Linked DNA regions of Homo sapiens: region 2 is linked to region 1. Evidence: read pairs that join two places in POLR2A ChIA-PET (ENCODE). Cell type or tissue: K562. All regions are shown on one strand. Each heading gives the region's core, and the rest is flanking DNA. Links, peaks and the distances in the headings are about the cores only. Region 1 has its middle 46 kb from the start of TMED3. Region 2 has its middle 40 kb from the start of MIR184.

Region 1 (5,378 bases), core at 294-5,293:
TGGGATCACAAAGTCAGGACTGAAATGCAACAGATTGTGGACTGAACCCTTCATTGCCCTCACACAAGCCTAAAGAAAAGAACATAGTTGCAGGAAAAGGACTTTGCATGAGTAGTTGGGATGTATTCTTTGAAATTTTAAGAAGAATTGAGGTGTGTAGTTTCTGAGATTAACTAGGGATGTGTAAAACTTCATTTTGCCTGATGCAAAGTTCCCAGTATTCTTGTCACTAATTTCTTTCCAGAAAATGAAAGTTATAGGCTTGGCTGTTCTCTGTGGGGTGAGGAGGGGAGTATGGAGGGCAGAGGAGGAGACAGAAATGTCCAGGAGCCATAATCTAGAACATCCAAGTCCTTGACCAACAGTTTCCTTAAGTACAGTGAGCCTCAGCTAGACAGATCCTGGGGGAAGTTTTCTGCACAGAGAACAAGCTCAGGAAATTCTCCTTTCTTTACCACCCAAGGCTTTGCCGCAGCCAGAACCCTCAGCCATTGGGCTTGTGTGGTGCAGATCATGTAGTCTTCTTCTATGGATTCTGTCTGCTGATAACAGGTTCTTAGCCTTTGCTAAGAGCAAACAATTTGGACTCTTGGTCTCTTGTGCCTAAGTTCAGACTCCCTGTGAAAACACTCCAATGAATAGAAGAGGCAAAAAAAAAAAAAAAGAAAAATTCAAGGAAAGGTTCACTAAGGAAAAAAGGGGACTCTTTGCAGGAAGCCTCAGGCCCATCTTACCCCTCCCATCACATGGAGCAAGATAGAAGCAGAGCAAAGATACTGCCAATCCCAGGAGGCCGAAGCCACATAGGGTCATTCCCTGTGGGGGCCCAAGCTCTAAATTTCAACTGTTCCCCTTCAAGCTCTGCCCCCCCATTCCGTTTTTAGCTTGATTCTGATCTTTCTCTGGGGTGAAGATGTTGGGGTGGAGAAGCATCATCAGGCATGACCTTAGCCCCATAATGCCCTCTATGAGTTATTTCTCTTATTTAAGCAGCAAAGGCCAGGACGAATCAGGAGAGGGGATCAGTTGAGTATCAGAGGTCTTGCCTACCCTTGCCAATCCCTGCCACTGGGTTTACATACCCACTTGGTACCAGTAATACAGGAAGTAAGCCCTTTATTCCTCTTAATATCCCATTATTGAGAACCCCAGATGCTTCTGAAATGAGCTAGGATATTACACCAATTCACCAATTAAGTAACTCCAAAACACTGTGTACTAGACCAGGAAGTCAGCTGTGACATCCAAAAAGCCCACTCTGTAGAGTTATTCAGTGTGTATCCAAAAACAACATAGCTCACTTGTATGATCACAGCTGCCAGAAGGGGCCCTATAGACTCACTTCTAAACCTGGAGGTGGTGGGAGTGCCCAGCACAGGAGGGTCATTTGCAACAGTGGATCCAGCCCGTAGGTTAGGTGGCTGGGCTGATTGGAGGGAAGGAACTGTATGTGAAAGAAAGCCACACCAGCTCACCCAAAGGAGTGACTCAGCCAGAAAGAAGACTTCCAGAGTCTCAGAAAACCAGCTTGCTATCAAAAGCAGGGCTCCAGTCCTGGGGTGCTGCAATTTCAAGCCAGACATCCACAATAACCAGTTGTCCGACATGGCTTCACAATTTTAAGCATCCATCCTTGGCTTGGCAAATACACTGCAACCCTCAGCAAAAGGACAGATTTGAGGGTGGGAAAAGGGGCTCCAGTCCTCACCCCTTGGATCAGACTAGTCTCGGGATCTGGGGTGAGCACGCCAGCAGGTGTGAGCCATCAGGAAACCAAGCTCCAAGGAGCCGGCCTGACCCTCCACTGAATGGCTTGTCCTCCCTTTCTCTGAGCGCATCCATTGCCTTTTCCATTTGTGGTTTCCTGGGTGGCATCTACTGCCCACATTACAGCTAGTTTTTATGGATGAATTGACTGAAAGTTCGAGAAAATGTAATTTACCGTTTAAGTTTTAAGTGGGAGGTTTAATTTTAGATGTTTCAGCCCAAGTAAACATCATTATTATAAACTAAATGTCAGAGATGTCAGCAACATAACAGTCTTCTGGTCCAGCTTGTCCTCATTAGTTGGGGGAACTGAGCTTAATGGGACATTCTGATTGTCTGTTTGCCCAGCTCCCAGCACATGTCCTGGGTGGCAAAGTACATGGAAGAGACTGCCTCTGGACCCAGCATCAATATGTGTCCACGTGACACTTTCTGCAGGGATGAAGTGGTTCAACAGGATTTTGTTAGATTGGCGAGGAAAAGCTGTGTGCTTTGAAGAGTTTAAAGTGTTCCCCAGTCCCAAATGTCCCCCCATTAGAACAACCCCTTTCATTCATTTAGCGACAGGGTGGGGTTTGTGTCTGTTTTCTTTAGTGCTGTATCCTCAGAGTTTAGAACAATGTTGGCACATAAAAGGTGCTCAATATATATTTGGTGAATGAATGGAAGAATAAATGAATTTAAGAATGTTCCTTTGGCACCTACCACATGCTAGACACTGTCCTAGGACCTGGATGGCAGCAGTGAACAGCTCCAGTAGTGAAAAGACAGCCAAAGCCCCTGCTGTCATGAAATTTCCAGAAGAAGAAAATGAACAACAAACACATACATTCATATGCACTCTCTCAGATGGTGATGAGTGCAGTGCTGTGATGGAGATCCAAAGAGCAGGGCAAAAGGATGGAGAGTGTCAGGGGATGGGGGAGGTCTACGCAAGGGGGTCAGAGCAGCTCACTCTAAAAAATTCAGTTGAAAGCATTCATCCCCTTTAACTTGCATTTTTCTTTTCAGGAATTTATCCCACACATCTCAGCAGTGCTCTAAGATCTGTGTAGAGATATTCACTGCAGCATTATTTATAACCTCCCCAAACTGAAAACAATCCAAATATTCATCAGTAAGTTAAATAAGGTAAGATATGCAACACTGTGGAATATTATGTAGGCATTAAAATAAGAGGGACATTTACATGTGCAGACATAGACAAGTGTGCTTGATCTATTCCGGGAAACAAGGGAAAGCAAACTGAAAAACAGAATGTGTAGTATGAACCCATTTAAAATAAAAAGAATATACACATAAACACAGTTATGAACAAACATATAAACATATACAAATATGCATATGTTTATATGTGTATGAGCATTTGAAAAGATACACCAGCTTAATAGCTAATACTTCTGGAGAAGAGGATCCATTTTCTATGTTATACTCTTTCATATTTTAAAAAAACAAGCACACGGCTGGGCATGGTGGCTCGTGTGTATAATCCTGGCATTTTGGGAAACTGAGGTGGGAGGATCGCTTGATCCCAGGAATTCAAGACCAGCCTGGGCCACATAGTGAGACTCCCATTTCTACAGAAAAAAAAAAAATTGCCAAGCATGGCAGTGCATGCCTGTGGTCCTAGCTACTTGAGACGCTGAGGCAGTAGGATTGCTTAAGCCTGGGAGGTTGAGGCTGCAGTGAACTGTGATTGTGCCACTGCACTCCACCCTGCCTCAAAAAAAAAAAAAAAAAAAAAGCAAGCACATTATTACATTATTAATTTTAGAATTTAAACTTTTTTTTTTTTTAAAGCAGAACACGTCTTCTTGAACTAGTGTTATACCTCCTTCTCCTTGGGGTCCTATTGTCTGTGAATGTAGGCTCATCTCCTACTGGGAGGACTGCCGTGCTGGGGGCATTTGGAGTCTGGGCCACTGTAGAGGGAGCTGGCGGCCCTCCGCTCTGTGTATTGAGTCCACTCTGATTTCAGTTGATTGCAAAGGCAGTTGGAAGAACACTGGCTGGGAAATCAGGAAGCATGGCTGTACTTCTTAGTAGTTGCAAAGGACTGAAAAACTCACTTCCCTTTTCTGAGCCTCAGCTTTCCCATCTGGGAAGTTAATGCATTGGTTTATACCATTGTTTAAGTCCCTGCATGCCATCATACCCTAGGATTCTTTGGTCTTGTGAGTCTAAGTCTCCAATTGCTCTGTTTGAAAATTCTGTATCAACATCCTTCTTGGGAGATGTAACACACTATTAATGTACCCGTCTCGGCTTCTCTGTGAGCATACGTTCATTTATCAGATAAATCAGCAATCAGCAAGTTGACCCTAACGGGATGGGCCACTGAAGCATGCCTGTTTATGTCATGAGGGGAAGACCAGAGTATGGAGGTCAGTCCTACTCGTTGTCTTCCATCAGAGGCCCAAGGCACTGGATAGCGCAGTGAGCAGAGCCAGGCTGGGAGGAGGCTGTGTCCGAGGAATTTTCTGGGGGCCTGCTGTCTCACAACCCTGTGAACAGCCAGGAGAAGCAGACAGCTGCAAGGTCAGGACTTGAGGCCAGCACCTTCAAGTGTGACATCATTTTGCCACTTCAAAGCATAAAACTTTAAATGGCTCACTTTTTATTTCTGAGGTTTCAGACAACAACCCTACTGTGTGTGTCTAGGCAAATGGTTCAGGGATGCTGCTGACAGAAGAAAATTATGTTTGGCTGTGGATTGCAGTCTAGACTGAGCAGGTTGAGAGTGACTGGTACCTGGCTGGGATGGAAGCTGGGGATGGTGGGGGTGGAGTCTGTCTCTTGTGACAGCCATCTGTAGGATCCAACTTCAAGATTAGGAGGTTAACAGAAGCATCCCTCAGGCCCATCCCGAAGGAGATCACGGGTCCACCCTAGGACCTCTGACCACTGCCTTCCAGTTAACAGTATTTCCATCAGTGGATATTCAGCAAAGAAAAAATACTTTCTAAGACCCCAACATTTTCTTATTTGCCTGATGCTTAAAACGAAATTTCATAGAAAGCAGGCAGCTTCCATGCAGCTTTCCCTGGGGTGAAATGGCTGGGCCTATTTGCTCCTTGAAGGAAAAGTTTGCTGTGAACTTCTCAGATAAGTGGGTGGTGGATAGCAGGGACAGGAGAGCCGTGGCCTGGACAGGGTTCCTGATTCCTCCAGTCTGGATCAGTCTGAGGATAACTAAGAAAGGGAGTGGGGATGGGAAGGGGCTTTTTGCATGCCAAACCTGCATCTACTGGGAGTGCAGTGGCTGGAACAAGAGAGAGTGCAGCAGCACCTCATCTATCAGGAGTACAGCTCTGGCCATCCCAGGAGAGGCACTCAGACAAATTGGATTCTGCCCACGGGGGAAGACAAGGGAAGTGAGGAGGCTTATGTAGCTGGAAGGAACAAAATTGCAACTCAAAACAAAAGTGGACTGTGTGCTTATTTGCATACCAGAGGAGAGGTACAGTTTATTTGAAGGAGAAGGCTCAGTTTTTTTTTTTTTTTTTTTTGAGACGGAGTCTTGCTCTATTGCCCAGGCTGGAGTGCAGTGGCGCAATCTCAGCTCACTGCAACCTCCGCCTCCCAGGTTCAAGCCATTCTCCTGCCTCAGC
Region 2 (5,378 bases), core at 129-5,128, 190 kb before region 1:
GAAACATTTCTTATTTTATCCATTTATGTGTTCATTCATTCATTTAGCCATTTTTTATTTTGAGTGCCAGAGACTATTCAATGTCCTAGGATATAGCAGAGAACGAAACAGACAAAAATTTCTGCTGCCATGAGGCAAGTAAGCAAGTAATTACATAATCAGTGGTGATAAGAGCAATTAAAAAGCATAAAGCAGGGAAGAATGAAAGGGCACTGAGGGGGACTTGGTCTTTCATATGGAGTGGTCAGGGAAGACTGGGGCATCTCAGCAGAGGTCTTATGGTGGCCATGATAAAGTGTCTTGTGAGACCTTCTACTACAGGGAGCATAACTGACAGAAGGCCACGGCTATTTCATTTTGAAATTCATTGCTGCTTTTGTATGAAGGCTATGTCTCCTGGGAGACTTGGGACTTCCTCATCAGCACACTTTAGCTCAGGGACTCCCTGAAGGTTTTGTCAAAACTTTCCTAGCCTGCCCAGCACTAGAGGAGGCTTCCAGTCTACCTTCTCTCTTTTCTCCTTCCCCTGGGGTCAGACTTGTACCATGATCCCACTACAACCCCCGCCTTCCTCTGCTCCATCCCTAATTCCTTTTGCAAGGCATTTCCCCTAATAAAAGCCTTGCATGATTAATCCATTGCAGCATCTGCTTCTCAGAGGAAGGACTAATGCAGATTTGAAGGAAGTTAGAGAGTAAGCCATGTGGATTGGTGAGGGAAATGTATTCCATGCTGAGGGAACAGAGACTGCGATTGTCTTAGGGCAAGAGCATGGCTGGTTGGTATTAGATCTGAGTTTTGATTTTTACCCTATTCATATGCTAATAGGTTAGTGTGTAACTGTTTCATAGATTCTGGCAGAAGACATGAGACTCCTGGGTCAGAGACAAAGAACTCAGTACTTATAGCACAGCCACACATCCTGTTGGTCAAAGTGAGTTAATAGGACAGTCCAGAGTCAAGAGGAGGGGAAATGGACTCTTTCTCTTCATGGGGGAAGCAGCAAAGTCACATTGCAAAGAGGTGTGGATATAATGGGGAGAAGAACTGCAGCCAGTTTTTCAAACCACCACAGGTAAGGACTGGAGCCAGGTGCCTCAGGAGCTTGAGGACAAAGAGGAAATTCACTGAGTGATCAAGCAAGGCTTATGGAAGACTTAAGTGTTTAGCCTTGCCAAATTCCTTTTTGCTGTTGTTATTTTGAGACAGGTACTTGCTCTGTCTGCTAGGCTGGAATGCAAAGACATGATCATGGCTCACTGCTGCAGCCTCAACTTCCTGGACTCAAGCAATCCTCCCAACTCAGCCTCTTTAGTAGCTGAGAATACAGGCACATGCTACCATGCCAGGCTAATTTTTAAAATTATTTTTGGTAGTGATAGGGTCTCACTATGTTGCCTAGGCTGGTCTCGAACTCCTGAGCTCAAGTGCTAACCTCCCATCCTGCCAAGAGCCAGCGGCTGCCTCCCTGTGGGTCTCAGAGGGAACACAACCACCGCCTCTCCTGACAGCCTGGGAGGCAAGGCTGAAACAGATCATGTGAGTCTTCCATTGTTCACATTCTGTTTGGTGACAGAGGGAGGGGGGAAGGCGGAGACAGGCCATGAATAACATGCTATGCCTGCTCTCACCTCCACCGTAATTACTCTCCTGCTCACCACAGACACTTGCCCTGCCACTGGGGTCCAGCCTGCCACTGAATCAGGAAAGCAGTTTGTTCATGCAGAACGTGTCACTGTTGGAAGTTTCTCTCTCATCATTAACTAATTTGCTGTGCTTTGCCACAGCCCTTGTTATCTATAACCATGGTAACAATGCAAAGAGCTGTACATGCATTTATTTTGGACTCTAAAAGCCCAAGCATGGTTTATTTCTGTCTCTTGGCTCCAAGGAGCTGGGTGGGTCTGGAGGCAGGGGCTGGAGCTAGGGGACTGGCCCTTAGTCCTGAGCCTATCAGGGAGTGACTTCAAACACACAGCTTCTCTTATGGGACCTCAGTTTCCCTAAGTGTAAGGTGAGGGGATTGGGGTTGATGGTCTTTGTGGAGTCTTCCAGTGATATCTTTCTATCAGTTAAAGAGTCATGTGTATTTAGGATCTAGAGGGAGAGTTCCCCAGCCCACCCCAGAGGCTGTGAGCCGGCTGTGAACATGGGGATGTAGGCAGTGGTGTGTGGCTGCTGCATCTGGCAGTCCCTTCTTTCTGCTAATTTGGTGTCCTCACTATATAATTATACTGTGAAATTCCCTGACTGAAGATAATTTTTTAAAATATCTTTCCCTGACTCCCACTACTCATTGCCCAGATTCGTGAATGGGGTAAGTGGGTGTTTGCAGCTTTTGGCGGAGAACAAGGATGTTATGCAACCTGCCCTTCTCAGAATTTCCCAGCACCACCTCCACGCTGGGCCCCAGAAGGGAAGAATAGGGCTTTTCTGATTGGAAGGATACAGATTTTGACTTCTCTCAGTCTCAATTTCCTCCTCTGTCAAGTGGGGAGAAAATTTTCTTTCATGTGGGGTAACATGAAGAGTATGAGACCATGAACTGCTCCTCTGACCATAGGGAATGTGATGAAAATGTGGGCTTTCTCCCTCCTCCTGTGATCTTGGGCTGGTAACTTCACTCCTCTGAGCCTCGGTTTCCTCATTTACAAGTGGAGTCAATCAAAGCTATCTTTCAGGAGTGTTGTGAGGGGGTTAAATAGGAATACCAGCAAAAACACCCTGTGTTGTCATTACTCAGCAATTGGTATTTATTATGACTGCCAGCAAAGGCACGATGTCCTGTTACACCCTGCAGGATCGTGTTATCTGGGCGTGTCTTCCAGCTGGCTGTGGGCTGCATTGCCAGTCCAGTAAGATATGGCCAGAACTGACAACTAATGGACCTGTCAGCTCCATGCAGAGCACTTCTTGAAGCTCCCCAGAGGCAGGTGCCGATGCCACATCGATAAGCCCCATTCCCCTGATGGGCGCCTGACATTTCCTGCCTGCATTCCCCTGTCTGCCTGGGTCAGTGGTCAGACTGAGTCACAGCCACTCCCTGCAGCCCTGGCTGCCCACTGACCCAGGGCACAGGGCAGGAGGCAGCTGTGCAGGGTCAGTCCACTGATAGGGTGCCCTATCTTTTATATTTTAAAACATTATAATTTTTTCTTCTTATTTAACATGCTTATTATTCTTTCTTACATAAGGAAGATACTTAGAATGCCTTTGATCATTATTTATCTATTGCATATGTCAACATGTATTTATTTAAACAGAGATAAAGACCTGGAAGGAACCACAAGAGAGTTAATAGTTGTTGCCAGTGGGGAGAGGGGTTGGGAGAGGGGTGAAGCATTCACTTCTTTATAGACTAAACAAAATGGTGGGATTACAAAGGTGCTTAATTTTGGTTTGAATGAATGCTGCTCAGCATATTTTATGTTAAAAATTTGTTTTTATGTTTAAAAATTTTTAGAAAAGGTAAATAATATGGATTGCTTTAGAATTAGACATAAAATCTCAAAATGTAAAGAGACAAATGATAAAAACACTTTTTAGCAGAAGAAACATCATCATTTTTTTTGTTTGTTTAAATTGGGCTAATCTGTACTGGGCACCTATGCCCAGGGATTAATGTGTCTATTCAAACTCCCCATGGAGGTGAATGTTTTTCTTGTTTATTCTTCTCATTTCACAGATGAGATGGTACAGCCTCTGACCTGGGTTCTTTACACGAATCCTCTTAGTTCATGCACGTTTCAGTTCTGGAAGGGGGGGCATTCTTTTGTTATTGTACACTCTGCATGAGATTTGTACTGTGGCTCTGTGGACCTGTCTCCTTGCGAAGGCCAGGCTGAACGCAGGCTTCATGAAGACTTAAGCACCTGCAATATCTGTAGCTCCCTTGGGGAAAGATGCTCTGCAACGCAGACCCCTGCGCTGGCCACCCCCATCCCTGTTCCAGAGAAAACACGAGGACTGGTCTGGTGGGAGGCAATGCTTCCTGTTTCAGGGGATGATCTCATCTTGAACCTGAGGGAGGTCTAGCCGGTGTTGATTCGTTTTAGCAGGGGGCCTCCTGCGATTTTCAGCCTTCCCTTGGGTCAGCATAAGGGCATTTGTCTTTTAAGACTAAGGTGAGCAAATTTTAAAAGGAGAAATTGAAAGCCTGTTCTCTGGTTGTCTACATGTCTAGGAGGGGGCCAGAGAGGAGCAGACAGCCATAGACTGTCAGAGGTGGGTAAAAGTGTGTGGACATGCTGACTCGCTCTGGTAGGGTTTCGGCAAAGGGTCTGAATCCAGGCTCTGCCACTAATTAGTTGTGTGACCTTGAGTAAGTTACCTAGCCTATCTGAACCTCAGTTTCCTTATTTGCAAAAGGGGAATTCAGAAGACCTTGCAGAATCAGAAGAGGGCTCCGTTACATGAGATTGAGTATGTTGGATGCCCTCCAAAGTTAAAATTAATAGTAATGATTACAAGACAAATCTCCAGCCATGTGACAGGAAAACGTTCTGCGCAGGGCAGCCCAGGGCACGTGGGTGCTTAGGAATGCTGCTGCGCATGTGTGAGAGAAAAAACAGCACTCTCAATTCTGTGTTGTTATAGGGGAGGCCACCAGGGGCTGTGGAGGCACCATGTGATCTGGCATCTGCTCCTGCCTCCGCTGCCTACCTGCAGGGTGACCTTGGGTGAGCCTTTCCCTTTTCCAGACTCCAGAGCTGAACTGGGCCAAAACCATGCTCCTTTTCAACCCCAAAGGAGATGCTGACCCTGCAGGGTCCCCACATCCATGGTGTTACAAGGTCTTCCTCATCAGGCCCATCCCTGCTGACCCTTCTCTCCTTGTGCAGAACGAACGTTGTGTCCAGAGGGTTAGTCAGTGGTTGGCAGGGGGCAGTTGCTGCCACTCTTTCTCCTCCACTCCTTGAAGGGGCTGCCTGTCACACCAGACTGCTGCATTTCTGACCCAAACCTCTCATCCCATCGCCCTGCTTGTTGCCTTGCTGAGCTCCCTGGCTGCCCCAGACTTGAGTCTTCCCTGGGATCACAGGGACCTCAGATTCCCAGGTCCCGTGCCATGTGCACTCTCACAGGCTTTAGGCCCTGGTTAGAAGCCCCTGTTTCAGTTTGGATCATCATGCCTGGCTCTTCTGGGATTAGATCTGGCTCTGGACCCCAAAGCGCCCACCCTCTTCTACCAGCCCTCTGCTGGGCTCCTGGGGACATCCCAGCAATTTCTTCTGGAGCAAGGCAGAGATGATTATGCTTCCCCTGACACCACCCTGGACTGGCAGGTGGCCCCTCTCTAGGCACTGCCGTGGAGTGGATCAGCTGTTCCCTTTCTAAAGATGAGTCTCCCCTGCCCCCACATCCCACTGGCTCTGCGG

What was found. Peaks named below come from ENCODE experiments on the same cell type or tissue, not always from the same donor. Only the 100,000 strongest peaks of a DNase experiment are listed, where the experiment ranks them.
Region 2: POLR2A ChIA-PET joins it to region 1 with 5 read pairs; 2 of 35 experiments call an interaction of 5 or more read pairs at or near these places.

The regions. Positions count from the first base shown.
Region 1 is chr15:79,353,975-79,359,352 of GRCh38, forward strand. It overlaps a transcript of TMED3 not described here. Among named protein-coding and RNA genes, the nearest start is that of TMED3, 46 kb to the left of the region's middle. In K562, for the core only: no CTCF peak of the experiment used is centred there; no DNase peak of the experiment used is centred there.
Region 2 is chr15:79,167,571-79,172,948 of GRCh38, forward strand. No RefSeq gene overlaps it. Among named protein-coding and RNA genes, the nearest start is that of MIR184, 40 kb to the right of the region's middle. In K562, for the core only: a CTCF peak has its summit at 4,607; DNase peaks (open chromatin) are centred at 1,510, 2,861 and 4,591; H3K27me3 peaks cover 1,045 bases.